Regions from separate parts of the Homo sapiens genome. Here region 1 is linked to region 2. A link is a loop called in an ENCODE intact Hi-C map of the cell type or tissue named here. Cell type or tissue: Calu3. All regions are shown on one strand. Each heading gives the region's core, and the rest is flanking DNA. Links, peaks and the distances in the headings are about the cores only.

What was found. Peaks named below come from ENCODE experiments on the same cell type or tissue, not always from the same donor. Only the 100,000 strongest peaks of a DNase experiment are listed, where the experiment ranks them.
Region 1: it touches region 2 in a loop (5-fold over the local background); 9 of 110 quality-filtered maps call a loop at or near these places.

The regions. Positions count from the first base shown.
Region 1 is chr11:112,593,289-112,608,524 of GRCh38, forward strand. No RefSeq gene overlaps it. Among named protein-coding and RNA genes, the nearest start is that of LINC02764, 45 kb to the left of the region's middle. In Calu3, for the core only: no CTCF peak of the experiment used is centred there; no DNase peak of the experiment used is centred there.
Region 2 is chr11:112,774,876-112,790,111 of GRCh38, forward strand. LOC124902801 (a long non-coding RNA gene) reads right to left here and starts at 700. Exons shown (of 2, transcript XR_007062964.1): 1 at 556-700; 2 at 1-57. In Calu3, for the core only: no CTCF peak of the experiment used is centred there; DNase peaks (open chromatin) are centred at 6,026 and 9,966.

The DNA.
Region 1 (15,236 bases), core at 4,531-12,530, 180 kb before region 2:
ATGTCCTTTTAAGTTTCATCCACCCAGTTTGCTTTCTTGATTCTATAACAGAATTGGCTATCCAAAAATAATGCAGCAAACTCACATTACAGTCCTGCAGCTAGTAGGTGGTAGAGAGGCCCATCTGCTTCCAAACCTTTTCACTTCCCCAGGCTGCCTCCTTGGGAGACTGGCTGTATCTCATGCCCTAAGCTCTGAGCAGATTTTGAAATATTAAGTTACAGCTATTAATAACAAGAAAAGCAACTATAACAGCGATCATAATCATCATCATCATCACTGAAGCATGCTGCTCAGTAGAAACATTATGTACAAGGCCCTCACAGAGCTGCCCTAGGGGGAACTGAGAAGAGCTCTGGGCTAGTGGCTTAACAGGAGAAGGAGGTGGTTGTTTCCTGTAGAAGATACTTTCATCCCCTAGACATGGGACTCATGACTGAACAGCACCTAGAAGTCCTTTAAACTTAAGATGTGAGACATCATAGAGCCTCTTACATCTGGACACGCATCCCAATCTAACTTACATTTCAATTTACCATCCTCATAAATCCTGACCACTACTTTTGGTTATAATATTGTCCAATGTGTTCAATTCTGTTTTGCCTCCATTTATGGTATTATATTTGCTTCTAATTAGTGGCATCTCCTTTCTGGGGCCATGCAGAAAGGTCATTATTAATTCATGCCTGATTTTCCCAGAGGTTCTGGTCTTGGCCTTTGCCAAGAACAGCAGTTGTTTTGTCCTTACTGATGCACATGTTCTATGATCAGTCACATAGAAAGGTTGCACTCAAGTTGTGTCTGACTTTGCTATGGCCTTCCAGGATTGCTTATAATGGGTTAAACTGTCCTAAAATTGCTCCAGTTATAAGCAATCTTGTTCTCATGTTAGTAGATGGCATTTCTTCATGTCGCAGCTACGAGGGCTCTTCCTTTGGGTTGAGAAGCCCTTATATACCACTAGGTTGGGATATGCATAAAATTAGATTTTCATTTGTTTATAACTTCTTTTGAATCTTCCTCTCTCCCAAAGGAGAGGGAGTGGAATGAGTCTTTTCACATGTGGTTCATTTGAAGTTTTACCATTGTTGCCCTTTAATTATTGGTACAGTTAATTAAAAAGAACAGTGGTTTTAGAGCCTCATTGTTTACTAGAGATGGCTAATTGATGTTTTACTTTCTGTGATGGTTAATGTTATGTGTCAACTTGACTGGGCCATGTGGTGCCCAGAAATTTGGTCAAACATTATTCTGGGTTTTTCTGTGAGGGAGTTTTTGGATGAGATTGACATTTAAATCAGTAGACTGAATAAAGCAGATTTTCCTTTCTAATGTGGATGAACCTCATTCAATAGACTGAAGCCTGAATAGAAGGCCTTTGAACTGAGAAATTGGCTTTTTTTCTGCTTTTGGACTTGAGCTGAAACATTGACTTTCTTGGGTCTGAAGCCTACTGGCCCTCAGACACAAACTATACCATCAGCTTTCCAGGGTCTCAGACCTACTGGACTTTGGAATGGAACTAAACCATTGGCTCTCTTGGGTCTCCGGCTTGCCCACTCACTCCACAGATCTCAGGACTTGCCAGCCTTCATAATCATGTGAGCCAATTCCTTATAACAAACACATACTATTGGTCCCGTTTCTCTAGAAAACCCCGTATAATACACATACCTCTTATTTGATCCCTGATATCATCTCCATGATTAGGCAAATCGTAGCAGGTCCACTCCAGTGATATGCTGCCATTTATCTAACTGAGAGAGCCTTCACTATTTCTTCCCACCCCAACCACTAGCAATGGTGTATCTTTACTTGGTAATCTCTCCAGTACATGTTCACTGTCCTGTCCTTTGTCACCCTATAGTTCAATGAAACCTTTTGTCTCTCAGTCTAACTCCCACTCTATTTCAGGAGTTGTCCTGAGGCAGCATTTTGATGTGTCCTTGTTCGGGGACCATTTGATAATCTTCATGAGTGCATCTCACAAGGACAGATAAGGAGATGGCTTCTTGGAGGATGGCTTCTTTGGCAGTCTAAAGTCCAAGTTCCCAGCTCCGCTGTCTGGGCCCTTGTCAAGGTGCTGCAGATGATGCTTTCAGGACTCTAGGCAAAAGTGCCACTGCAGGTGTCCTTTTATACGTAGGAGATTCAGCACCTACTGATATTGTTTGATGGTACATTTTCATTTCTAATCTCAGCCTCTTGCAGATACCCAATCCACCAGGTTTCACATATACCTCTACCTTTGAGTGGAGGTCCAAGCAGCAAGGGGTCTTGAGTTGGAGCAGAGGCTGGTGCAGTGAGATCTGTTTTGATATCCTATTACTCTGACTGCACATTACACTGCAGCACCTTCTACGGCACCCATGTAGACACATGTGCTTTCTGGAGCTTCTGGTAGTTTGTTTCTTCCAGGCTCCAGAAATGATCCCTGGACTTCTGAGCAAGCAAACTGCTGCGATCAGTCTTTATTTAGATGGTCTCCTGTGGAAAATCAACTTTTAGCTGCTTATAGAGATCTGATTAAAATCAAGCATCTCTGTGATGACCATCTGTGTAAGAAAAATATCAAAACCACATGTACCCTAAATTTTGTTTACTTGAGTTCTGTTCTATCTGGAATAAAATAATCTTGCCCATGCCACAGGTGACTGTATTTAGGTGGATGTGGTATATCTGGACAGTGGCATCTCCTTGTAGATACCTTCTACTCCTATGTGGTGGTGATGAGCTCTCCCCTAACTAGGAGTATGGTGACCTCAGGGATGCTGGTTCTAATTTCCCTTTACTTTATAGCTAGCCATGACTTTTAAGTGAGTGAGGAAGCCACCTGACTGGGTTCACTGATGGCTCAGTGTGATACAAGTAACTGAATAGAGCATGGGGGCAACTCTGCATTATCCAGCCCTGAGAGATTTCCACATGAGTACATGAGACGGGTCCCTCATTCTAGTAGGATGAGCTAGGGGCTCTCTATATGGTTATTGCCAAGGTTATCTACTTGTACATTCCCTCCGTCTCCTGCTAAATCACTTTTGGATTATGGATAATGGCCTCATTCACTGGTCTTCTCAGTGGGGAGACATTTCTCATTAAGGCCAAACTGCTTTGGCTGAGACACCTGTGGAAAGAGATTAAGCTGACTGGATAGGGTCAGCATCTAAATCTATTATGATGCTAATCACCAGAAAGGCTCTTCCTCTTGCTATGTGGATATCATGGCTCAAGTTGTTTTACTCTCAGTCCTGACCCTTGTGTCCCTAGCACAGGTAGGCAGTGGCAGTAACTGCCAGGGGTCCCCTCTTCCTAGTTGTTATGCAAATCCCTTTTCTTTTGCACCAGCTATCAGCAATATGGGCTTTTTGAGAGTCCCTTTTGTATGACTATATCAATTAGATGTTGGCCTGTTAACTATATGAGACTCTTCCCTTTTCGTCAGGGCAAAAAAATGTCTACTGACCCTGGAGGACTGTTACTCTGGGGTTGAGATTCCTTTCTGTTTCGTTTGTTTGTTAAGGAGGCAGCAGCTCCCTCTGTTTTCAGAGATATGGCATGTCACATCATGGCCCTGTTGCTTCTGCCCAATACTGAGCATGAGAGATGGACATTCAGTGGACTTTCTACCTTGCCTACCACCCCCAGTGGCGGGTGGGGCAGTCAGGTGTCACTGAAATATGGAGTGGCCTTTCAAGAACCAACCATGTCCCCTTCCCGTCTCCATCTTTTTCTCTCTGTGTCCCATCTTGCCCACATAGTAAAAGTCCTAAATGGCCACCCCCTTTGTGGCTTGGTTTCTTTAGCCACTGAGGTATGCAGGGTGTGGGCTGAAGAGTAGAGAATTGGGCTCATGTTTTTGTAATCTTGTCTTTGACCCACATTTGTATCTATAGCTATGACCTCTCAATAGCCTCTTGGTAGGAATCCTGAGCCTAGAAATGCTACCATAATTTCCCTACATGATACATATATTAACCTTTTCTGCTTCTTCCTTTTAGGGATATCTCTCCATATTCCACTCTACTCATCCTTCTGTTTTTTGCATTTTGAATATGAGATCGTATATTTTTATTTTTCTATGATTTTTACCTTTTCTGCTGTTTCTGTGAATTTAGTAAAGGGGGAGATCTTATCATGTGCTCAGTCTGCCATCATGAATGAACAGGAAGCCAGGTTCCGCTTTCAACCTCAATTCTCCTTTCTTCATTGTGTAGATCAACTTCTCTCCCTACCCCCTACTCAGATCTGAGCTCCTGTTTATATATGCAAAGACTCATTGATGTGCTCTACTAAACAGTAGATTATATATTCCAACTCTTCTCTTTGGCAGCCTGGGATAATTGGCAGAAGGTTTAAAATTTCCATCTTTCCCTTCATCTTCCCCCATTAATCTCAGCCAGGGGAAGGAAGCTATATAGATTTATATCCTCTCTAATATAAATTATGTCCTCCTAAAAAGGCAGATATAATTGTTTTAAGTAATTTTTTTTCTCTATTGTAAGTAACAATTGTGGAGTGCTTATGTACCAATAATTATATAAAGTAAATTGACAAACATTAGTTCAGTTAATTCTTACAACATCCTGAATGTCAGTGTTTCATCTATGTATACAAGTGAGAAAACAGGGACTGAGAGCGGATAAGTAGTTGACTGTCATCTCACACCTACTGAAGGGCAGAACTGGAATTCAAATTCATGCTTTGTCTGATTTTAGAGTAAACTTTTTCTATAAAGACCCTGATAGTAAATATTTTAGGCTTTGCAGGCCATGTAAGGAAGGTCTCTTGCACATATCCTTTAATACATCTTTAAAAATGCAAAAACAATTCTCACCTGGTGATTATCAGAAACAGGCCATACCAACAATCATATGAAAAAAACCTCAACATCACTGATTGTTAGAGAAATGCACATCAAAACCACAATGAGATACCATCTCATATCAGTCAGAATGGCTGTTACTAAAAAGTCAAAAAATAACAGATGCTGGTGAGGTTGTGAAGAAAAAGGAATGACTATACACTGTTGGTGGGACTGTAAATTAGTTCAACCATTGTGGAAAACAGTGTGGTGATTCCTCAAAAACCTAAAGACAGAAATACCACCTGACCCAACAATCTCATTACTGGGTATATACCCAAAGGAATAGAAATTATTCTATTATAAAGACACATGCGGGCCGGGCACAGTGGCTCATGCCTGTAAACCCAGCACTTTGGAAGGCTGAGGCAGGTGAATCACGAGGTCAGGAGTTTGAGACCAGCCTGGCCGACATGGTGAAACCAAATAAATAAATAAATAAATAAATAAATAAAATAATTAGCTGGACATAGTGGCAGGCACCCGTAATCCCAACTACTTGGGAGGCTGAGGCAGGAGAATTGCTTGAACTTGGGAGGCAGAGGTTGCAGTGAGTTGAGATCATGCGACTGTACTCCAGCCTGGGTGACAGAGTGAGACTCCATCTCCCAAAAAAAAAAAAAAAAAAAAAAATACACAGGCACAGGTATGTTCATTGCATCACTATTCACAATAGCGAAAACATGGAATCAACCTATATGCCCATCAATGATAGACTGAATAAAGAACGTGTGGTACATATACATCATGGAATACTATGTAGCCACAAAAAAGAATGAGATCATGTCCTTTGCAGGGACATGGATGAAGCTGGAGGCTATTACCCTTAGCAAACTAACACAGGAACAGAAAACCAAATACTATGTGTTCTTACTTATAAGTGGGAGCTAAATGATGAGAACACATGGACACATAGAGGGGAACAACACACAATGGGGCCTGTCAGAGAGTGGAAGGAGGGAGAAGATCAGGAAAAATAATTAATGGGTACTAGGTTTAATATCTGAATGATGAAATAATCTGTACAAAAAAGCCCCATGACACAAGTTCATCTGTGTAACAAACCTGCACATATATCCCTGAACTTAAAAGTTAAAAAAAAAAAGAAGGAAGAAGAAGAAGAAGAGGAAGAAGAAGAAGAAGAAGAAGAAGAAGAAAAAGAAAGAAAGAAAAAGAAAAAAGAAAGAAGAAGACAAGAAACAGGCCCTGGGCCACATTTGACCTGTGGGCCATGGTTTGCCAACCCCTGTTCTAGAGCATCTGCTTTAACCACCATAGCCAGGAGGGGATGGCCAGACAGGGAACAATATCACCTTGCTGTCCCCATGTCAGCACCATGAATGCCAGGCATGTTGCAGCAATGGTTTAGAGGCAGGCAAAGCCTGTTCTCTTCAAATAGCTAGAATGTCCCAGCTTTCTGAAATGGGAATTAGGACAATAAGACTGATTTTTTTTGCTTGTTTTTAATCCCCATGTCCCTATCTCCTGGCATTTGTCACACTGAACATTTGAGGCCCAGGTGAAGAAGCTGTGAATTCTGTGCCACTTTTCTCCTCCAAGGCTCCAGGAAACAACTGCTTTGCTCTTCCTTCTTGCTGAGAGACATATATCATAAGCCTGTTTGGGGAGAAAAGAAGAGGTCAAAAGGGTAATAACTAGAGTTGGGGTCTTCGCTTCCTCATTGTTCTCAATCAATAGACAGATAATTATTTAATGTTTGTTATGGAACATAAGGGAGCCCATTTGGTAGGCAGGTAATAGGTTAGAGCTTAGAGATGATAAAGACCTAACATAAGAGAGATTGACAATGGGATGACTTTAAGGAAATAACAGGGCTTGGCTGCAGGATATGAAGCATGGACGGAAACCTATTGTGAGAGAGCCAGCCTGGGTGACTGAGAGGATGATGATGCCACTAAATAATAGAAAACATCGGGAAAATCTGGAGGGGGAGATGTCAAAGTCTGTACTGGATGAGTTAAGTTTGAGGCTATGTTCACATGCAATTTGACATACAGGTTCAGAACTAATGAAAATGGCAGACTAAAGTGTTCTGAATTTAGCCCCAGGACAACTTGGACCTACTGGAAAAATTTGTGCCGAGGTGTCTCTTTACAAAAGCTTTGTTTAGAAAAATTATTTTGGAGGAGGAAGAGGCCTTGTATATTGTGATGCAACATTTCCTGGCTAGGATATGATGCGAGCTGCAAGCTAAGGTCATGGCAGTAAGAAAAGAGTGACAGAGAGATCCAAAAGATACTTTGCAGTGAGAATTGCATAAACTTGGAATTAAAATTGAATACGTATTTCTTTAAACACACTATTTTCCCCAATATTTTATTTTGAAAAATTCTAAATGGACCATTGGAAAAAAATAGTACAATAAATGCCCATATTCTCTTCACATAAACTTACCACTAATTAACATTTTTGCCATATTTACTTGCTTTCTCTCTCTTTAAAGGAAAAAGATTTTCATTATATAACCACATTATAATGATCACTTTAGGACATTTAATAAAGGCTTCACAGTCTTATCTAATATATAACCCATGTTCAAATGTCTGTGATTTATTCTAACAATGTATTTTATGTTTTTTTTTTTTTTGGTATTCAATCAATGGTCAGGTATTGCATTTAGTTTATCATGTCTTTTCAATCTTCTTTAATTTCGAACAGTTTCCCTGCTCTGTTGGTCTTTTATGACAGTGACCTTTTGAAGAGTCTAGACCAGTTCCTTTGAAGAATGCCTGATGGTTAGGATCTGTCTGAATGCTTCTTCATGATGAAATTCAGGTTAGCATTTTTGGTGGGCATAACATATAGATGGGGCTGCATCCTAATAACAGCACCACAGGATGAAGCAGGTAATGTCAATCTGTCCCATTACTGTTGAAGTTAATTAAGTTCCATCATTTGGTTAAGCTGGTGTCTGCCAGAGTTTGACATTTTCAAAGGTACTTTTCCTTTTACCTGTTGGGTAACACTTTGAGATTATTTGAATGTCCTAATTTCTAAAATCCATTCCCATTCACTTAATGTTTTAGCATCCATTGATTATCCTTGCCTGAATCAATTATTACATTGGTGGTTGAAAAACTGAGGTTTTCTAACTCTGCAATTCTTTTACATTTGCTGGGTAACATTCTTCTGTGGAAAAGAACTTTTCTTCTCCCAGCTTTTGTTTTTTATTATCATTATGAACTCATGGATTTTTAAGGTTCAATATGTTTTAATCCATTCTTATAATTTTTCTAAGAATTGAGGTATAATTTACATACAGCGCAGTGCCCCAATCTTACATATACTGTCAGGTGAGTTTGGATAAGCATATACACCCATAGGATTCACACCCTTATCAAAATATAGAACATTTCCAATGCCACAAAAAGTTTCCCCAAGTTCCTTCCTAGTTAATCCCTGTACTCATTCAAGGCAATCACTTTTTCATATTAATTTTAATGCCCCTTTCATTCCAAATTTGGTCAATAAGAGCCCCTTTATGCTGGCTTTGGGCTTTTTTATTATGCTTCCATCTGTTTTTGAGCAGTCCTAGCTCTGCTGCACACCCGTCTTTTGACTTTACTTATGGTGTTTTTTTGTTTTATATTGTTTTGTTTTGTTTTGCTGTATTAATGTTTATTTTAATGTAGTTAAATAATCTGGTTTGTTTTCATTGCAGCTAGATCTTTAACCCTAGTTAGAAAGCCTTTCCTCACACCCAGTACCTATACGATTCCATCTTTTACATTTTTAAAAATGTATTTGGAGTTTATTCTGCTGAATGATATGAAGAAAGAAGCCACTTTTATCATCTCCTCAAAGATATTTCAGTTGTCTTAATGCCATTTGTTAAAAAGTTTGTCTGTTCCTCAATGATTTGAGATGCCAGGCTTTATAATATACTAAACTTCCGTACGTATTTGAGCTATTTCTGCACTTTCCCTTCCAGGCCACTGGCTTGAATTTTCCTTTGTCTAATGTTAGAATCATAATCTTTCTTTCCTATTATTTCCATTTGCCTGATATAACTTGTGCATCCCTTTATTTTTAGCATTTTGAATCATTCACTTTAGATGTTTCTTTTGTGTTCACCATTTCTTTGGCTTTTGATCTTTGAGCCAACTTTCTTTTAATAGACAAGTACATTTATGTTAATTAGCATGACCAACGTTCTCTGCCAACTTTGTCATGTTCTTTTGTCATTTTTACTGTCAGTATTATGTTGTATTTGCTGTGCTTCTTTCTGTTATCTGTTCTTTGCTTATTTTTCTTTTTGGTATTTCATCATTCATTTAAGAATGTGTATGGTTGTTCTAGTACATTCTACTTTTTATGGTACCTGCAGTCTCCTTTTCTCATATTTAGGCATCTACTATTTTGTTGTCAGGTTTAAATGTAGTCTTTGACTCATCTCTCCTGTCTATGTGACAGTCAATGAATTTATTCTACTTTTTTCTTTATTTTTCACTTTCTCAATAAAAACCTGCATTATATCTACTTTTAAAGAACTTTTAGCGTTTGTATTATGGCCTCTCACCCTTGCCCCAACCTGGTTTTAGTATTAGAGCAACTAATGTATTTAGTTCTTGCTCTAAATCCTTTCCTTGATGTTTTCCAGACACTTCTAACCGGAGGAAGCTTAATTTCTAGTTGATTCTTCAGAAGGGGATTCTGAGTACAGATTTCCCTTCATTCTTGCATGCTAAAAACCTTTCCTCCAGCCTTGATATTTAAAGGACAGCTTGATTGTATATAAAATCCTTTGCTTACACTTTTTTTTTGAATTTCTTAGAAATACTGTTCAATCATTAGCAGAAGTTAAGAAGTCTGACTTCAAATCTTTTCTTCCAATATCAAGAGTAGAGAAAAAGTTTTAAGTTTGATCAAGATATATGCTTAATGTCTCAGACTTAAGCATTCCAGTCAATATTCTCAGGCACATGGTGGCTCTTTCAATATGTAGATTCACGTCTTCTTTCATCTGGAGAAAGTTTTCTTTTAATGATAAGTTTAAATATTATTTCTATTCATTTTTTCTTCTTCAGAGATTTCAATTACATATATTGAATTATCTTTGCTATCTTCTATATTAATCATTTTCTGACATTTTTAAAGCACCTTCTTTCCATCATTTTTGTTTTCTTGACTGTTTCATGGCTTTCATTAGTGTCTCATTATATTTTTAGTTAAATATATTCTCCCTTGGGCACCTTGTAATTTAGTTTTCATTCTAAGATGATTTTGTCTTTTTCTTCAATTTATTTCCTATGTTTAATCGACTCTTCTTTTTCATCTTTCTGGGAGTTTTTGTCCAGTTCTGTTCCTAGTATTTGAATTTCTAATTTGAGTTGTTTTTATACGTGCAAGTACGTGCTTAAAGATGTTTAATCCTGGTTAAAGTGTTGTGTTATAGTTTTCTCCTGCTTCAGGTTGGATTTGGGGGAGAATTTTCACCAACTGAAATATTTTATATCTCATTTTTATTTTTCTTTTTGTGGTAACTTTGTACAGATACTGTCTGTCCTTCTCAGTTCATTTTCAAATATTTATTTTCTCAGACTATTTTTTTTTTTTGAGATAGGGTCTCACTCTGTTGCCCAGGCTGGAGTGCAGTGGAGCCATCTCAGCCTACTGCAACCTCTGCCTCCCGGAGTTCAAGCGATTCTTGTGCTTCAGCCTACCGAGTAGCTGGGATTACAGGCACACACTGCTACACCTGGCTAATTTTGTATTTTTTAGTAGAGATGAGGTTTCGCCATGTTGGCCAGGCTGTTCTGGAACTCCTGACCTCAGGTGATCTGCCCACCTTGGCCTCCCAAAGTGCTGGGACTACAGGAGTGAGCCACTGTGCCTAGCCTATTTTCTCAGACTATTAGTGACAGTTGTATGTAGACAGGGATGTGGGAGGCTTACCATAATTTTTTTGGTTCGAGAATATCTTCTTATTGAAGTATGAAATGTGATTTCTGTACTACATGGTGCCTTTCACAGGAGACGAGTCAGAGTGCCTCCTGAGTTGGTGATTCTTTTTTGTTTCCATAGGGCCATTAATTTTAATTTCAATTTCCTGTTCCTTCTTTCCCTTTGCCACTCAGCCTCCCGATGATGCTTCTTTGAAGTTATCTTCTTCTCCCTCAGAAGCAGCCCCTTCTTAAGGTCACCATCTTTGGCTCACTGAGCCTCCAAGTCTTGTCCAATAGATTCTTTAGTAGCCAGAGCTCTGATCCACCAAGGCCCTGGCATAGTCTCATCTCCTTCCGACTCTGGGTGGTATTTTTTTCTAATTCGCTCCACCCTCCCGGGTCCTTGTTTCCTTCTCCTCTCTGGTACATTTTCCCAATGGCGCTGATGGTTTGGTTTACTTCCAAAACTTGTGCATTTTGGAGTATTCTTGGCTTCCTATACATGCTACAGTCTGGGGTTATGACTGGTTTTATTAGGTCTTGTGTTAATTTTTAGATCTTTTTTGGGAGGATATATGAATTGATTTGGATTCAATTAGCTATTGTTATCCTACTGGAAGTTGGAGCGCTCATAAGCTTTGGAATTGGAAATACATGTTAGAGATTACTTAGTTCAAACCCCTCTATTCACAAGTGACAAATTTAGTTCTAGTAAAAGCAAACAATTTGCCCACTGTTGTACAGGGGCAGACTCAAGACTACTGCTCTATTCCCTCTCTGTCCCATAGCAATAAAATACCCTTTCAAAATGCAGATAAATTGCAGTATGAGGAGAAATCCCCAAAGTCAGAAGTCTCAAGCATTTCTATACATTTGTTTAGTTAGTATCCTGGCAAGCTACAGAGAATAGAGGTTGTTCTCCTGAGTTGCTTGGAATTCTAACAGACGCACAAGGAAATATCTCTGGTCCTATTGAATTTTCAAGTCCTGGAGGAAATTGCCTCCATATTTTTATCTCTGATGGTGCCAGCTCCTAGGGGTAGAGGAAGTGTAGAGGCTCTTAGGCATCTGATCTAAGCTGGAGTTGTGCTTGCATATGGGAAAGTAGGAAAGAAGAAGAAATAAGAACACAGAATTTTCTCTTATCTTCTCCCCCAGAATTCTTAGAGATTATTTTATCATCATTTTCAGTTGATTCTTATCTATCTGGCAAAGAAACTGTAAGGAAAAACCATGATGAGTCAAGGCCCAAAACACTGGCTAAGGCTAACTTAGTCAACAATAGTAATGGTGGACCTACAGTGTGCTAGACTGCTGAACTTTGGGAGAAACAGTGAGTTATAAAGCAAAATTTTTGCCCACAAAGAATCCACTGTCTCAGTGAATGAGTTTGCATGCATTATACAAGCAATGTGGTAAGTGCTATATGATGTAAATACAACTAACAAAGAGAGCACAGAGGTGGAAACAATGACTCTGCCTTGGACAGCAGAAGTCTTTGCTAATGAGGTGGCATTTGAGTTGAAGTTTAAAGAATGAATAAGGGTTTGCTAGGCAGAAAATGCAGAAAAGGCTATTTCATATTTAGTAAACTGGAAGCAGATGGGGAATGGTTAGAAGATTAGGCATGGCTCTGTACCAGAGACTAGAATTTAAATGTCCTAGTATATATTGAACTTTAAGTGAAAAGCAATAAGAAGTGGCAAAGGGTCTTAAGTAGGTCAGTGATGTGATGCATTTTGTGTTTTAGAATGTTGGTTAGGTTGGGAGGGGCATGCCTGGAAGCAGAGAGATGAATTAGGAAGCTGTAGTCATACAACTGAAGGAAGGCCTGTACCTTGATGGCCTCCTAATGAAGGAGGTCATTGCCTTGATGACCTCCTAATCTCTGTGTTCACTCTTATGTACAACCACTGCCAGTTGGAAGTCTATCAGATACCTCAAATTCAACTTGTCCAAACCAAAACTCATCATGTCCTTCCTTGCTCCTTAACATGCATTTCCTATTTCACATTTTGAGCTCTATAAACTCAGCCAGATGCCAAGGGTCAGCTTCTCCTTCATTCCATACATCCAACAGTCACCAACCCTTAAACAATTCAAATTCTTAAATATCCTCTCTCTTGATCCCAATTGCCACTGCCTTGGTGAGGATATGAGGAGCATAATACAGAGTAAAACACTATGTAAGGAGTCAATGGATTAGAGGTCTTCATGAGGTTATACAGATTCTGAAATGGGAGTCCTACAGTGTGAAAGGTAGGAGATTATGGCCAGCCAGTGTGATGCTTGGAGCTGAGATTTCAAAGTCGTACAGTTTTTGTTGATGCTAATGTCTTGGTGTGGCCATGTGAATGAGGGCTGGGTTTGGGGGGTGAACATTATTGTCAGAGAGAAGGAGACTAAGAAACTGAGAGGTCATGGTATTGAATGGATCATAAAGAAATGATTCAATTTGTTTATTTTCTATTTCAACCTTCAATCATGTATGTTTTACTCCTGTTCTGTTTCCTTATCTTGAAAGACTGAGAGTCGAGCCCTAGTACTCCAGAATGTGCATGCATTGGTATGTGTTAGGAATATGTGTGTGTTTGTGTGAGCCTGGAAGTGGGGGTGATGGTTGGTGGTGGGGTGTGGGTTGAGTGGGCAGGAGACCAGGAGACGCAGGAGAACTTAGGGAGAGGTTAAAGTGGGAAGGGTATCAGGCAGCATTACAAGTTGCCTGGAGATGGGGAAATAACACATGGAAAAAATAATAAAATGTTAACAAGGACACTCATCTTGTTCACAATGTGGTCTGCTGCGGAAGTAATTATTGAAACTGTGAATGCTGATGAAATTTTTGAATTAGAGCACAGATAGAAATGAAAGGACTGAGCACTGAGGTCTAAACCTTGAGAAACTCCCACACTTAGGGGTGAGGAGCAGGAAGAGGAGTGTTGGCCAAAGATGATGAAGGAGAACCAAGTACCTTCTTTCCAAGGTTAGTGGAGGAGGAAAAAAAAAGCAAGAAGCACCGGTAGTGTTGACAGCACTAAAGGATACAGAGAGACCTTGGGACTTGGTGCCTGGACGCCTGGGGTGGCTTGAGCAGGAACCACTATAGCAGAATAGAGCTTGGCAGTAGAGATTCAGGCAGTGGGTGGATGGAGAAGACACGTGGCCAGTAATTGTACCCAAAGGGTTGAGGAACACATCTGTGCAAAACGGGAGAAACGAGGTGATGCTAAAGAAACACACTTATCAAATGAAGGAGGTTTTGTTGTTGCTGCTTTTTTTTAGTTGTTCACATGAAATCTAAGAAAACCTGTGTCTATTTGTGTTTCATTCTCTCTGGGTGAGGAGAGGAGGAGCTCAGGAAAGGTGTGTTTTGCAGATAGGAGGGAAGCTTAAAGTGCTCCCCCCCAGGTCCTCCGTATCCTTGTTAAGGAAGGATGTGAAAACACAGGGAGTTAACCTGCTCTCACTGGCCCAGACTTTCAAGGGCTATTACTTGGAAAGAAACAAACTCCAGCTTTCTAAGATCAGCTGCTGACTTCTCATCCTTTTGGCACTGGGTAATTTCGAGTTTTGACACCTTAAGGGCAATGAAATTCAAGTTCCACCTTCTCTGCCAGCCTTGGAGGGTGATGCTGCTGTCTCTCTCTCTCTCTCCATGTGAGTCCTTAAATCGTCTATCCCAGTGTTTCCAGATTATGATTGGCTTTTCATTGACAGACTGCGTTGAGCGTTGGCGCATTCATGGGGTAGATGGTTGTTTCCTGTTCTCCAGCCATGACAAATCGCTGACTGTTGGCATCACTGATAAAATAAGTAAGGCCTCTGCCACCCTAGCTTCTATTACTTTTTCATATGAGTTACTTTAATAGAGAGACTTAAATGCTTCTTTCTATTGCTTTGCCTCAGCACTTCTGGGGTCATAAATTCTTCTCCCTCTTGTCTGCTATTACTGGCATATCAATCATTTCTAGTTCTGTAAGCACTAAAATTGAAAGAAAACAAGGTTGTGGCTTTATGCATTTTTAATTTAATGAAATCCAAGCTTTGAAGTTGAGGGAAACAATGCTTGTGGCAGAGCGGTGTGGCCACCAGGAAAGTCTTCGGAGAGGCTGGATCAATGGAAGCTTTGCAGGCAATTTGAGTCGCTGCTCTTAATCTTTGGGGAGCTCCCACCTGACTTAGTGTGTGCTTCTCCTGAATTCTAGTCAGATCGTAAATCTTCCTTACTCACCCCTCTTCTTCCATCCCCCCTCCAGAACATACAGAACCTGGCTGGGAAGGGCCAGTCTGCATTCTCAGCCTTGGAGCAGAATCCGTGCATCATTTGGTTCATATCGAGGGCTCCAGGATGAAGTGTTTATCTGGTTGGATGACAAGGAAAAGAAAAAAGTGTCTCTGTTCTTAAAAATCTCTCTTTAAGGTAATTCCCTTTAGCACTTAGTTCCAGGGTCTCCAAAGGCTGATAGTCA
Region 2 (15,236 bases), core at 2,421-10,420:
ACTTCCCCATATACTTTCAAGGAGCAGCTCCTCCAGGATTCCCACAGGCCTCTCTTCCTGAGGGAAGATCAAGACAATAGAGGTTAGTGGCGCCCACTCTGCATTTGCCTTCTTCCTCTTCTACTGTCCATTCTAGATTCCCCTCACCTTCAGTTACTGATATGGTTTGGTTCTGTGTCCCCACCCAAATCTCATCTCAAATTGTAATCCCCACATGTCAAGGGAGGAACCTGGTGGGAGATGATTGGATCATGGCAGCGGTTTCCTTCTGTTCTCATGATAGTGAGTGAATTTTCACAAGATCTGATAGTTTTATAAGAGGCTCTTCCCCTTTTGCTCTCTCTCAACTGCTGCCATGCAAGACATGCCTTGCTTCCCCTTCCACCATGATTGTAAATGTCCGTACAATTATTGAGGCCTTCCCAGCCATGTGGAGCTGTGAGTCAATTAAACCTCTTTCCTTTATAAATTAGCCAGTCTCAGGCATTTTTGTTTTTACAGCAGTGTGAAAACAAACTAATACAGTCACCAACTCTGCTACCTTTGTTGGCTTACCTGGTAGTGTAACCCAGATCCTTATCAACAAGGTTATGAGCCCTTCATCACCATGATCTTCTCATGCCTGGGTGTCTATACCTGTTCATTAACAGTAATAATTGAGCAGGGAAATACCAAGAGGTACCCAAGTGGGTCACCTGGGTTCCATACATATTCCTCCCTGTCCCCATTGTGCAATAACAGCCTCCCTTTCTTTTTTCTTTTTCTTTTTTTTTTTTGAGACAGTCTCACTCTGTCACCCAGGTTGGAGTGCAGTGGCATGATCTTGGCTCACTGCAACCTCTGCCTCCTGGGTTCAAGCAATTCTCCTGTCTCAGCCTCCTGAGGAGCTGGGATTACAGGCATGTGCCACCACATCCGGCTAAGTTTTGTATTTTCAGTAGAGACGGGGATTTACCATGTTGGTCAGGCTGGTCTTGAACTCTTGATCTCATGATCTGTCTGCCTCCCTTTCTTTTAAATACCGGGGTCAATTACTATTAAGATGGTGATGCCTTTTCTTGTCAATATGCCTGGGTGGAGGTTGCAGCATGTAATTCAATGGGATTTTTGCTGTGTCACCTGATGAAAGTGTACCCCTCATTGGGGACCAGGACTTCTTACCTTGCAGAGGTTAAGAGTTGTACAAAGTCTCCCAAAAGATCAGCAAGAGCATTGGTAAGTGGGGACATTCCTACTTCCATGTCTTGGTCTCTAGATCAGTGCATTCTTCCTAATCAGGACACAGCACCACAGAAAGATCTTTTGTTTAATGCATATAGAGGACAGCATCCCATCTTTCCAGAATATTGCCTCCAAGCTGGTGCTACAACTGTGCCATCAGCAAGCCATTCCAATCCTCCATCAGGCTGGCAGTTTTTGAATGATGCACCCTGGGATATGACTAATGGATCCCATGCTCATGGCCCCACTCCTGTAATGTCATTGCTATGAAGTATATCCCCAGGTCTGTCATGATTTAATATGGTACCCTGTGCCAATGGAGCAAACACTTTAAAAGTCTATCAGATAATGACGCTGGGTGTGTTCAGAAAAGACAAAGCCATACTCAAGGCACACATCGATTTCTATGAAAATAAACCACTGACCTTGCAGGACAGAAGTCTGGCAAAGACAGCTTGTCATTAAATGGCTGGTTGGTCTCCTCAAGGTATGGTGCCATACTGGGGACTCAGTGTTGGTCTCTGTTGCTGGCAGTTTGGATATTCAGCTGTGGCAGTAGCTAATCAGCCTCAACTGGTGTGGGCTCCTGCTTTAGAACTGTGTATCACATTCATCCTCAGGACAATAATCCGTCACAACGGGGTGGTCCCCAGCAAACAGGTGAGGAAACTGAGGTTGTAGAGACTAAGTAAATTTCCCTGAGGTTACATAGCTAGTAAGCGGTCAAGTCAGGCGATTCAAGTGCTAAGCCCGCTACATAAAGCATGCAGGACAGTCTGGCTCTTGTAAGCACTGGCTAAATGGTAGCTCATTGTTTATCATTTGGGAAATAATTAGACTACACAATACTGAAATGTGACTGGCTATTTGAGCAAGGAGAACTGATTTGCTCTTAGACAAGGCACTGCAGAATAAAAATAGATCTTAGGTCATCGGAGGAGAGTGCTAGCCTGGGAGACTTGCTGATAGGAGCTGCCAGAAGGACAGAGCTCCCTCGGTTCCTCACCCAGGCTGGGACCCCCAGGTTTAGGGGTCCATCCTCTGTGTCCTGCACTCAGGCCATCATGGTCATCGCCCATGCAGGCTTGGCATCCTCAGAGGACTAAGCGAAGAAGCTCCTAGCCTACATAAGTGATCCAGACTTTCAACCCCAGGCCCTACAGGGGCACTTTGCCTGCGTCACGTGTGGCGCTGCCAGGGCCCTTTCTTGAAGTGGGTCTTCTGTGGATGAGGGAGGGTCCCTGCTGAGCTCACACTCATGCTGCCTTTATGAGTGCCAGGCAGGCATCCAGCACGCAGCAGACCTCCAGACAGGGTGCGTTTGTCTCCAGCGGTGGGAGCCCAGCCGTCTCTCTGCTCCTCCCACACACTCACTCCTGCTTCCCCTGGCCCCATGCCCACTGTAGCCCACTCCTCCTCTGTCTCACACCCAGCAGGGATTCAGAGGCACAGGCATTTTTCTTTCATGAAGGAAACGGCTCCCTCAGTCTGACGCCTTCCTGGGTCGATAAGATAGGGGACGCTCAGCCAGGCCTGGAGTCGGCTTAGGAGATGGGCTGCATCTCTCTGAGAAGCTGTCATGATGTCACTAGGCTCAGCCCTCCCAGACCGCCTCCCCATTAGGAGAGATGATAGGCAAGGAGACCGTCTGGCTCTGCTGTCTGGGCCCTGACCTCGGCATAAATGCTGCTTTCATTAGCAACAACAGCAACAGCTGCTTACCTTTACTAAGCTCTTACTGTTGGCCAGGTATTCTACCTGTATTTGTACACAAAGCATTGTACAAGCACTGCCTCACTTCATCTTCCTCTAAGGTGAGTGCTATCAAATCTCCATTTTACACATATGGCCAAATTAACATCAGATACCCAGCATGCTGTCTTAAGCTATTTGTATATACATATATATTTTAAATGTATATGCTTTTATATATATTAGTTCACTCAATCCTCATAACAATCCTATGAGGTAGCACTAACATAATTTCCCGGTTATGGATAGGACACTGGAACACAGAGATAAATAATGTTCCCAAGGTCACATAGCAAGGGCGTATCTGGACATCTGGCCCCAGAGCCCACTTTCTAAGTCACTGTGCTGTACTGCTTCTCACAGTCACAGCAGCCACAGTTCCCAGTGGCCTGTCCAGGGTCCTACTGACTAAGCCGTCAGTACTGGAACTCGGGCTAGCCTGACTGGACAGCCCGGGCTCCTACCACTACTGTCTCTCATTTGGATGAGAAATGTGCTCTCATGGCCTAGAAATCAAGCCAAATAGGCCCAAGAAGAAACACTTTTTTTTTTGGCAGGGCGGGGAGCGGGTGGGTTCTGCCCCAGCACGCTCTGCCCTCCTCTGCCCAGGCCCCATGCTGAGAACAGAACTGAGCACCCCTGCAAGTCAGCCCAGTTCACAAGCCCAGGGTTGAAAGGAAATCCAGCTACCAGCAGACAAGATTGGAATTAACATCTGAAATCCTTGCCACAGCCCAGAAACCAGCAATCTGGATTACTGTGGGAAATAAGACTTAATTTTCTTCCAAGCCCTGACAGGCTTTGCGAGTGTGCCTCTGCCATTCTCCCCAGCCTCCTCTCCTATCGGCACTGTTATCTGCATGCCCAGAAGACAGCACGGCTTTGAAGACATGTCTGGATCTGTTCACGGGCACCAAGATAAAGACGGTCAGTCTCCCTGCCCAGAGTGGCTGGATGGCACTATCAGAAACTCTCCAATATAACTCCTGTTACTAAAATAAATGATTAGGGAGCTTTGTCTCTCCTACTCTGAGCGCTCCATTAAGCAAATGAAATAGAAGCATTCAGATACACTCCCTTTCCCCCTTCTCTCCAGTGATTAACTGCATAATAAAAATGATATTGGTGAGAGTAAATTTCAAAGAAGCCCATCTAAGTGACAAACCACTCTAAGGACAACATAAACAAGGCTGTATATTTTTAGGACACCTTGATGTTTGACCTGACCTACTCCCTCTTTTGGTTCGGGACCCCCTCTGGGCTTTCTCAGCCACCTTGTCCTAGTCCCACTCAACAGACTCAGTCTTCATTGGAGGCATCAGTGGCTCGTGTTTCAGGAAGAGCCAAGTTGCCTTCAGACCCTGAGCTCTTCCTGGTTCTCAAGTCAGCCCTGGCTGCCACTTTGCAGGAAATTTTAATGAGGCTCTGCCCAAGACAGCCTTTATCTTGGAATCACCTTCTGCTCTGATGGCTTGCCGGGGTGCCTGGGTATCAGACATTCTCTTTTCTGCTCCTGATCTTCTATCTTCCCTGGGTGCCAAGCCTTCAGCTCTTGCCTGGAGCTCCAACCTCTTGCCAGTTCTATCCTGTGGGTTCAGCATATTCTTTCACCCCAGTCTTGACTTCCTGCTTCCTGCTTCCTGCTTGCCCTGACCTCCATTGGTCCCTTATGCCTACCTGGCTCTTTGGGTTCTCATCTCCAACTTGTGCCCATCCCACCACGCATGAGGTCAGTGTGACACAAGATAGCAAGGGCATCCAGCTCCTGGAATCCCTAGAGCAAATGCTCTCCAACAATAACTCCCTCCTTCTGTATACTTAAACTTCAGACCTATTACAGAGAATTCATCCCAGAGTTTTTCCTTAATTATTGGGGAAGAGAATGCACATGGAGATGCTCAAACTCTTAGACTTACCCACAAGATCATTTCTACTTAGACAAATACACACATATTGATGCATGCACACATGGGCTTATATATATGAATACACATATGCACACACAGCCACCTACACACAAAAGTCATCACCAAAATTATACACACACTTTTATACATGCATACACATTGTAATTAAAACCAAATTAAGATTTTTCTCAAATATGATTCATATCTGTAACCTCCATGTCTAGAACAATGCCTGGAGTAAAATAGCTGTTCAACTCATCTGTTTTTAATAAATGAATAAATGATTCACAAATCTGACCTCCTGCAAAAGCCACTTTGGTGACAAAGGAAACTTACCCAGTTCTCCAACACCTGAGCCAGAGTCCCTGGGGTGGGGAAAATCAGGCTTCTGCCTTCTGGAGGGGATGAAACTCCACATGGTGTGGCAGAAACGTTTCTCAACTGGCCTCTCCCTGTCCTTGGTGCAGTTCTTATCTAGGTAGCACCCAGGTGTCCCGCTGCACCCTGGTGGGTTTAGAAGTGTCTGTCCTGGAAGCCCTCTCTCTACCACGGCCATCCCTGATTCTTCACCCCCTCTGCCAAGACCCATCCTGCATTCCCCATACTACAAGAAATCGTATTCTGATATTTGCCCAAAGCATTTCCTGTTCTTCTTTATTTCTCAAACTCTGTGACAGATTTTTTTAGGAGCCATGTTGTGCTTGCTAGGCTGCCCCCACACCCCACCGTATGTCAGCTGCAGGGAGGTGGGGGGTGGCTTCCTCTCCACCAAGATGGGCTGCCTCCCAGCCCACTAGTCAGCACGTTGTGAGTCACCAGCGCAGGACGGAGCCTCCACGGCGTCTCAGCTCTGCCATCACTGGAACACACGCTGCACGGCCCTCCTCAGCATGGCCCCTTTGCCATGGCCACTTGAGGCAGGGTGGCTTGATCCCAGCTCTCATTTAACCTCACAGCCCTGTGTGATTCGAATGTTTGCTCCCCTTTTAACAAAACACTTGGAAGGCCCAAGTTTGCATAGCTAGTAAGAGACAGCATTTGAACATACATCTGTCTAGGCTCCTAGCTGAGGAGGGCAGCAAGGCATGTGTTCCAGCGTGATTAGAGCTGAGAAGCTGTGGAGGCCCCGCGCGGCTCCGGTGACTCACAGTGTGCCGACTAGCGGGGCTGGGAGGCAGCCCAACCTGTCTGGCTGGACCAAGGTTTATCATCACTACAGGGTGTTGGAATAGAATCTGCCTGACCATGAGCCGGGAGATACGGTGCTAATTCCAGCCCTATGCCAACTGGATCCTCAGGTTCCTCATGGGTGAGGTTGGGGTCTTCTGTTCCTGACTGACCTCACAGGCTTCTTATAAGGAGTGCTGACTTCTTATTAAGTTGTGCAGCGTGCAGCCTTCACAAAGGGGCCCAGTGAACTCCAAGGTGGGCTGAACTCCAGCCCAGGCTCCTCTGGCCAAACTCTGCATTGGCCCCAAGAGGGTGTCTCTTTCTAATGCACACAAAGGCTCAGTATAGGCTGAGGCAGCCTGGGTTTTAAGAAACAAAGAGCATTTAAATGCTTGGAAAGCTGGGGGTGAACTGCGGGCAGGGTGGGACATCTTACTGTAATCAAAGCTGCTGGGCTTCCAAGCCTCCTGCCAGCAGCTAAGAGGTTCCCTCTGGCTCCTGCTCCTATCCAGGTGCTCCGATCCAAATGGATCCAAGGGTACAGAAAGAAGTCATCAGGGGCTGCTCATGTCTGTGAGTTTTCACACTGAATGTGGGGCAAAGGAACAGGGTGCAAGGAAAGAAAGAAGAGGCTGGATAGCACATTATTTGGAGCACTGCATTTCAATAATATCTTTCATTTAATGATGCTGTTGCTGAAAATCTCACCTGTTAGGAAGAGGGTTGGAGGACTGCCATCCAAGTGTAATCATCCTCCTAAACAGCCCCAGGGAGCAGAACTGGGACTGAGGGGTGAAAGCGACAGGTAGACATATGTCAGCTCAGTGTTGGGGAAGATTCTCCAAAGGGCTTTTGGAGATGAGATGGGATTTCAGGAGAGGTATTCATGCCCCTGCGTCTCTCTCCAGCTTCAATCTTATCTCCATCACCCTCATTGTCTATGATTTAGCCACATTGACCTTGCGAGCCCTCCATCTTCCTTCTCATCCTTTTCTGGCTAACTCACAGTTGTTCTTCAGCTTCTTTAACCCCTAAATTAAGGCAGATGCCCCATACCATTGTATATGTGCTGAAACCTGCCCCTTTTCATTGCATGACCAGAGTCAAAATGTATTAACAGCTGACAGCTCTCTGCTCATAGATGAGAAGTCCTTTGCTTAGGAAAATACCTTAATGATCAGCTTCAGGTAGAAGGTGAGGACCTTGGGAACTGGCAGGAGCCTATGAAACAGACAAAAAAAAATAGCAAAACTCTTCTGTATGAGAAGAAAAGAGAAAATTATATTTCTCCAAGAGAAGAATAATATGGGGAGGAGTCAGCCAGATGCTGTGAAGCTGAGGACAATTTTGAGTAGATTTGTGGTAGGGTGGTGAATAACAATTCCTTAGTGCTGGCATAGCCAGAGGACATTTTAAGAAAAGTGATGTGTAATGTACAATTTAAAACTGTTAGGGTTGCTCTGATATGAACTCCTATTCTGATAGCTCCTTCCCACAGAAATCTGTGGGTAGGTCTAACAACACACAAATTGCCGTATATAAGCTGAATTTTCCTGGAAATTGAGGATGGGCTGAGTTTCACACCTGTGCCATATAGTGTGGAACTGTAACAACACACATAAATGAGTTAGGAGGGTCAGGTGCTGTGACTCACGCTGGTAATCCCAGCACTTTGGGAGGCCAAGGTAGGCAGATCACGAGGTCAAGATATTGAGACCATCTTGGCCAACATGGTGAAACTCTGTCTCTACTAAAAATACAAAAATTAGCTGGGCAAGGTGGTGCATGCCTGCAGTCCCAGCTACTTGGGAGGCTGAGGCAGGAGAATCACTTGAACCTGGGAGGCACATGTTGCAGTGAGCTGAGATCATGCCACTGCACACTGCACTCCAGCCTGGTGACAGAGCGAGACTCCATCTCAAAAAAAAAAAAAAAAAAAAAAAAAAAAAAAAAAAAAAAAAAAGTTAGATGGTCCAGAAACTGAGGAAGCAGGAATTGGCTTCCAAGCTGATGATGGGAACCTAAGACAACACACACCCCACTTCCTCCCACCTCCCGGCATCCCAGGAAGAGCAGAAAGGGGTTTGTTGGTGTGAGCTAAGTTTACCTAGCTTGTGAGGATACCCAGCTGACATGGGGCTTGCAATCACATTAATGACAATGGTAATGAAATATCTGTACTGCCACTTATTCAGGATTTGCCTGTCCCTGAGAAGCTTGCAAAGATGAAACCTGTGTGTCCTGGTCTCACTTGTATGTCTTTAGCATCAAATCATATTGTGGGCATACCCAGTAACCAACAACTATTCAGTGGATGGATGGATGTCACATCATAGAGAGGTTTAAATATATACCAGATAAGGCACTAGAGAAGATGTTGTAGAAATAGTTACCATTTGGGAGGATAAGGAAGAGAAAATTTAAGATTTCTTCTAACTCTGAGGATCCTTAATATACGGAGCAGAGTAGGATTCCAGCAGATATTCTTGTTAGACATGGCAAGAAGAATGGATTTGGTGCCCTCCAGGTGCAAGAAGGTCCTACCTTCCTAAAAGATCTCACTGTGTTACAGTGAGTTGTCAGGTGCACAGAGACACCTAATAGACTTAATAAAATTTCTGGGCATTTTAAGCCTTCTTCTAAAATTCAGAGTTCTTTTAAAAACTAATTATAAGGTTGGTGCAAAAGTAATCACGGTTTTCGCCATTACTTTTGCACCAACCTAATAATACTAGCTACATTGTTTTCTTAGAAAAAGGGTATCCTTCTGTCACCAAGGCTGGAGTGCAGTGGCAGGATCGTGTCTTACTGCAGCCTCGACATTCTGGACTCTAGCAATCCTCTTGTCTCAGCCTCCTGAGCAGCTGGGACTACAGGTGCTTGCTACCATGCCTAGTGAATTTCTTTTAAGGTTTTTTGTTTTGTAGAGACAGAGTCTCACTATATTGCCAAGGCTGGTCTCAAATTCCTGGCTCAAGTGATCCACCAGCCTCGGCCTCCCAAAGTGCTGAGATTATGGGCGCGAGCCACCGTACCTGGCCAGCTACATTTTTTGAGCTCTAATTTGTGGCAGGCATGATGCTAAGTATTTCACATAGACTAGCTCAGTTACTTATTCCCCACAACAAAAGTCCTAAAGATAGATGATATTTCTCCAGCTGGACAAACAAGGAAGTCGAGCTCAGCATGGTTAAGTAACTTGCCCAAGGTCAGCAGGTGCCAAGACTTGAACACAGCTCTGTCTGGCTTCCAGTGCTCTTCACCACATAAGGATTCCCAGGCCTTTTTACCAGCATCCTTCACTAGACCTCAAGTTCAACCAGACAGCACATGCTACCCCTTACCTGTGTGTAGGGGGAGGGTGATAAGCTCCTGGGGCAGACACAGGGTCTGGGCAAACCTCCGAGTGTGTCTTATGCTTCACTGATGGGCACAGCCCCTTGTGGGATCTTTGGAGCTGGGAGGATTGCCCTGGAACAATGGGGCTAATTCTCCTGGAGGATAACGCTCCACCCCTCCTCCTACTGGCAGAAGGCCGAAAATTCGGGGTCAATTCTTCAGCTCAGTCATTTCTGGAAACCATCTAGGTTTAAATTGCTGACAGATAAGCTAACCACGTCTCCCAGCCTTTCCGCACGACTGTGCTTCCATGAAACCCGTTAACTTCTCGAATGGCTTTGATCAAGGCACTCTGGAGTGCAGGAGAGGAAGGATAGGAGAATAGCCTGGATTCCAGGACTGAGACTCTTGGAAGGCGGCCAGCTCTGCTTGCCGAGTGAGGAGGAAGGCAGCACGCACACCCGACCTCAGAGCCCTGGGATGGGGATGAGAGGCCGCTGCTGGAGCCCAGCGCTGGCCCTAGACGCTCTCTCCAGCTCCAGCGTCCAGCCCCGCCCCCTGTTCTGCAGCAACTGTTCAGGAGGCTGGATCTTGAGGCGGCGGCTGGGGGCTGGTCGGTGAGCATCAGGCTGGAGGCAGTTTGTACAGTGATTAATCTGCTCAGCCCAACAGCACCTCAGGTGGGCTCTTCCTGGAAGCCCAGATGGAGGGTGGGCGTGTCCTCCTTCTAAGGCTGCCAGGAGGAGTCATGCCGCTCCATTCCAGCATGGGGCTTTATTGAAAGCAAACCTAACGGGGGAACCAAGATACCACTTTAGCCCCACAGTCCCTCAAGTCAGCGCAGGTGACATGCAGCAACCATGGAAATTAGAACTGTAGGTTGGGGTCTCCCCAAAGACGGCCTGAGATGGGGTGAATGCCCTCTCTCTGTGTGCTCCTGGGGCACATTGGGCAAGAGAAGGGCTCTCACTGGTTGATTTGGATGGTGACTCACCATCCAAAAATCCCGTCACCCGGATGCTGATTGTCTCTGGCTCAGGATAAAGTCCGTGGTTTGATCAGCCGTGGCTTCCTCAGGGTTTCTCTTTGCCTCTTACGCACAAGACCCAGAAACATCAGGTAGAAAGACTCTCCTAGACCACCCCTGAGAAGCAGGCTGTAGGGGAAGCAGGCACTTCCTGGACTCCTCCCACCACCACTCTAGTGCAGACTAGGATTCGAGTCCTCTCTGGGAGGTGCTGTTTTCACTCCAGACCCTCAGATCTTGCCATCTTCATGACACCATGTCACATCCTGCAGGACAGGACTATTGATTTTATTTCTTTCCTGTCATTTACCTCTATCCACAACCCTGGGGTAACAGCCCCAGGACCGAGTCCAACTGTAGTCTCAGCCATAGAAACTTACTATAATTTGAAAAGAGCATTATTTGAAGGAAAAATCTTCCTAATCCGCCTAAAGGCATTTTCAAAGAAGTATAGCCCAGTGAGGCGCTAAACTGCCTCTTAATTGCTCCAGTGGAATGTTTTCCAGCTCCAGGCCCATCAACACCTTCTGTAATCTTTGCTTTCAGCCCACACTTGTGGATACAACCCAGAAAGTTCTCAGTTCGTTTTGGGAGCTCTGAGCCACACTGTACTCATATTTGTTCATTTCTTACACCAAATTAATGGCATCTTCCTGAAGCAGAGACATGACTCAACTCTAGGAAGGCAGCCAGAGGCTTTCAGAGCCGCATAGACTCTATTTCACTTGTGTTCTTCTCCAGCCATGGCCTGGGGTCAGAGATATAGGCAGTAAGGCTTCTTATTTATTTGTTTGTTGTTTGTTAAGAAAAGGCAGGTGAATGGAAGACTAGAGGAAGTAGTCTCACTCCTCCCCAGCAAAGTTCCCTCGTAGTTGTCAGGTGCACAGAGACACCTAAGTGAACCTCCCAGCAACAACTTTCATCCCACCCACTCTGCCCCATGCCCCTAAATATCTGTTTTCTCTGGACACATGATTCCTAGGGAAATGCAGGCTGACATGGGAGAGAGAATGCTGGGAACACTGACTTCAGAGTCAAAGAGGCCAGCTCTGTCATGAGTTGGGTGGCCCGGGCCAACATCCCACCTTCTCTGAGCCTCAGCTTCCTGTCTATAGAGTGGCGGGGGAGGGGGGTATCCTATTGCCTTCACAGGGCTGCCCTGCAAATCAGTTCCCACACCACCGCTCACCCCTAAGGGGTTTAGTATTAGGTAGAGGCAGCCCTCCAGGAGCCCCCACCCCAGTTTTCTGTGAGCAATGCATAATTAAATTTGGTGTAAGACAATGTGTTTGTCTTTAAATGAGAAAGGAAATCAGATGAATGAAAAGAGAGGGAAAAGAGGAAGAGTTGGGAAGAAAGGAAAAGCAGAGACTGGCTGGAGGTTGGAGCTTTTGTGTTCTTGGATGGTTTGAGTGCATCTATTTGGCTCCAGAGTGCTGGAGCCTCTCCTTCCCCAGTGGCTGCCTTGTGGTGGCTAGTGGAAGGGGAAGGAGACTAGCAGGGGACAGGGACTGGTGAAGTCTAGGCAATGCCTGGGAAGAGGAAGATCATGAGGGTCATTGTAGAAGCCTGGCTTTTCAGCGTGGGTCCTGGCAAGGGTGGGTGGTCCCTCACTGGCTCCAGAAGCCATGCAAGATCCATGCAGGAGGGGAGGCCTGGGCTTCTCCAACCTAGGGCCATTGATGAGCTGTAGTCTGAAAGCCTGGCCCCATGGCCTGCCAAGTAGATTTCGTTTAAAAATAACTCCTTGCAGCTCCGGTTGAGAGTGATTTGTGGAATTAAGATGGTGTCAGAGACAATTTTATGAAAGCAAGTGTTGTCCCTGGTGATGGTGTTTCCTGAAAGATGAGCAGATAACTCACCACGAGACATCCAGTTAGCCCACATTACCCTCCCCCAAGCCAAACAAAATTGACCACTGTTTTTATCCAAAATGGGACTCATTTTTAGAGACAAAGTAAGCCCTATGTTGGGGCCCAACCATCAGAACTGTGTCCTACTGGGATGAAGAATGACACTGACATGGACTCAGACCTCCTTAAACTAAGCTTCCCCGCTCCTAAGAAGCACCCCCCAGGCCAGGAGGCCCTTCCAAGAGAGCTGCTGCCAAGAATTTCCCTCCATCAGCGTCCACCCTCAGGGAGCCTCTGAATCAATAAGGCCTTTCTATGCACTCCTTGGCTCAAGGAGGCTCTAATTAGCTTAAGGAAGAAGGAAAGTTATTGGCTTGTTTAATTCAAAAGTCTGAGGTTAGTGCTGGCTTCAGGCACAGTTTGATACAGGGGCTCAAATGACGTCAAAGAACCCAGGCTCCTCATCAGCTTGGATTTATACCCTCAAATGTCAGGTTCATTCTCAGCAGATTTTCTTCTTACAACAGCACCGCTGCCACAGTTTCAGACTTTGTACCATCATAGCTCCAAATTCACAGGTAAGGAAAGTCAGTTTTTTCTGACTTTTTTTTTCAGATTGTTCTGGCTTTAATTGTGGACACATCCCTGAAGCAAACAGTGTAGACTAGTGCGATGGTCTGAATGTTTGTGTCCCCCTCAAATTCAAATGTTAAAACCTAACCTCCAAGGTGATGCTATGAAGAGGTGGGGTCTTTGGGAGGTGATTAGGTTATAAGCTCTCTGCCTTCTTGAGTGGGATGAGTGTCTTCACAAAAGAGGCCTGAAGGAGCCTCTCTGCTCCTTCCACCATGTGAGGACACATATGGGGTGCCATCTATGCAGAATGGGCCCTCACCAGATGCCAAAAATGCTGGTATGTTGATCTTGAACTTCCCAGCCTCCAGAACTGTGAGCACTAAATTCCTGTTGTTTATGGATTACCTGTCTAAGGTATTTTGTTAAAGCAGCAGGAATAGAGTAAGACAGCTGGGGAACGTGTCATCATGATGAGTAGAGGGGTGGCCCTGGGTGTGAATCCCAGACCCTGAAAACCACAATATTGAGAACAGGGGTGATGGTTTTGGGGTCTCTTTCAGGATTGCATTCAGTGGCGCATAATAAAAATCCCCACCACAAGGAGTTTTTTGGTATAATGAGATGTCCAGAGGCATTCAGGGGAGCAGCCAAGAACCCTTCTAGACCCCTGTTCCATCTGGTTTGTGGCTCTCATCCTCATGGCTCCAAGAACGGCTGCTCTACAATCCAGGCACAAACAAGGGGGAAGGACAAAGGAAAAGGCTGCTGTCAGAGGAGTCTGTTTATTATCAGGAAAAACAACTTTCCATGAGATTCCTCTTTCTTATCTGCCAAAACTCAGCTTCAGGACAGTCTGGGGAGGTAAGTGTTTTAAACTGGATCTCAAGCAAAATTGAGATTGAATAATAAAGAAGAAGAGAATGGATTTTTGGCAGGTAAGGGGCAGTGTCAGCTATAGTCATCTGCTACACAGTCACAAACAAGAAATGTGCACTAAAGCATTTGTCTTCTCCTTTACCAAGAATATACTTCTTAGCTCCTGAATCCAAGAAGGAGACTCAGCTCCTGGCTGGTGGCTTGGGGCTCAGTATCCCTAGAGTTCTCTCCAGAGGTGCCACAAGCCACTTTACTCACCATCTACAATGGTGCCACAGCCATTCTTGGGAGATGATTTGGTCTTTAAGTACAGAGAACTCAAAACTGATGACAGTTATTAAACATTTTTTTTTTGGTATTTTAAATTATATGACATATTTTGAAAACTTTTTTAGAATTATAATTTTGGAGATTGGTGTTGGAAAAATGTATGTGTACATCCTTATGTAGATAGAGATATATTCAGTATTTATACAAATCCTTTGCATTTAACTGTGTATGTGCACTTACTGCTACCCAGGGAAGCCTAAAGAAGTCCATTAGGTCTGCAGAACTAGGCAGCAATTATCTGGAGAGAAAGGACCGCATGGGCTTCTTAAAAACAATCGTGGGATGTCATTTTCTTGGGCTTCTGGAGCAAGAGAAGTGTACCACACAGCAGCAGGTAGAAATGGCCGCTTCCCCTGCCAGGTGTTGTCTTAGGGAATAAAAGCAAAGCTGGGCAAGAGGGGTATTTCAGGTTGGAAAGGCCACAAACTATTACCGTACAGTCATGATCGCCTAATGGTAAGAATACATTTTGAGAAATGCATCTGTCCGTAAGCGATTTCATGGTTGTGTGAACGTCACAGTGTGCTTAACACAAACCTAGATGGTATAACCTACTACACACCTAGGCTACATTGTGTAGCCTATTACTCCTAGGCTACAAACCTGTACAGCATGTTACTGTACTGAATATTGTAGGCAATTGTTACACAATGGTAAGTATTTATGTATCTAAACATAGAAACGGTACAGTGAAAATGTGGTATAAAAGATAAACAAGGGTACACCTGTCTAGGGCACTCACCGTGAATGGAGCTTGCAGTACTGGAATTTGCTCTGGGTGAGTGAGTAGTGAATGTGAAGGCTTAGGACATGACTGTACACTACTGTAGACTTTATAAACACACTTAGGCCACACTAAATTTATTTAAAAAATTTTCTTCCATGATAAATTAACCTTAGATTACTATAATTTTTACCTTATAAACGTTTTAATGTTTAAAGTTTTTTGACTCTTTTGTAATAACATTTAGTTTAAAATACAAACACATTGTACAGCTGTGCAAAAATATTTTCTTTATATATACATATCTTTATTCTACAAGCTTTTCTCTCTCTCTCTCTGTATATATATGTGTATATATTTCTTTACCTTTTAAATATTTTCATTAAAAACTAAGACACAAACCCACACATTAGCCTAGATCTACACAGGGTCAGGATCATCAGTATCACTGTCTTTCACCT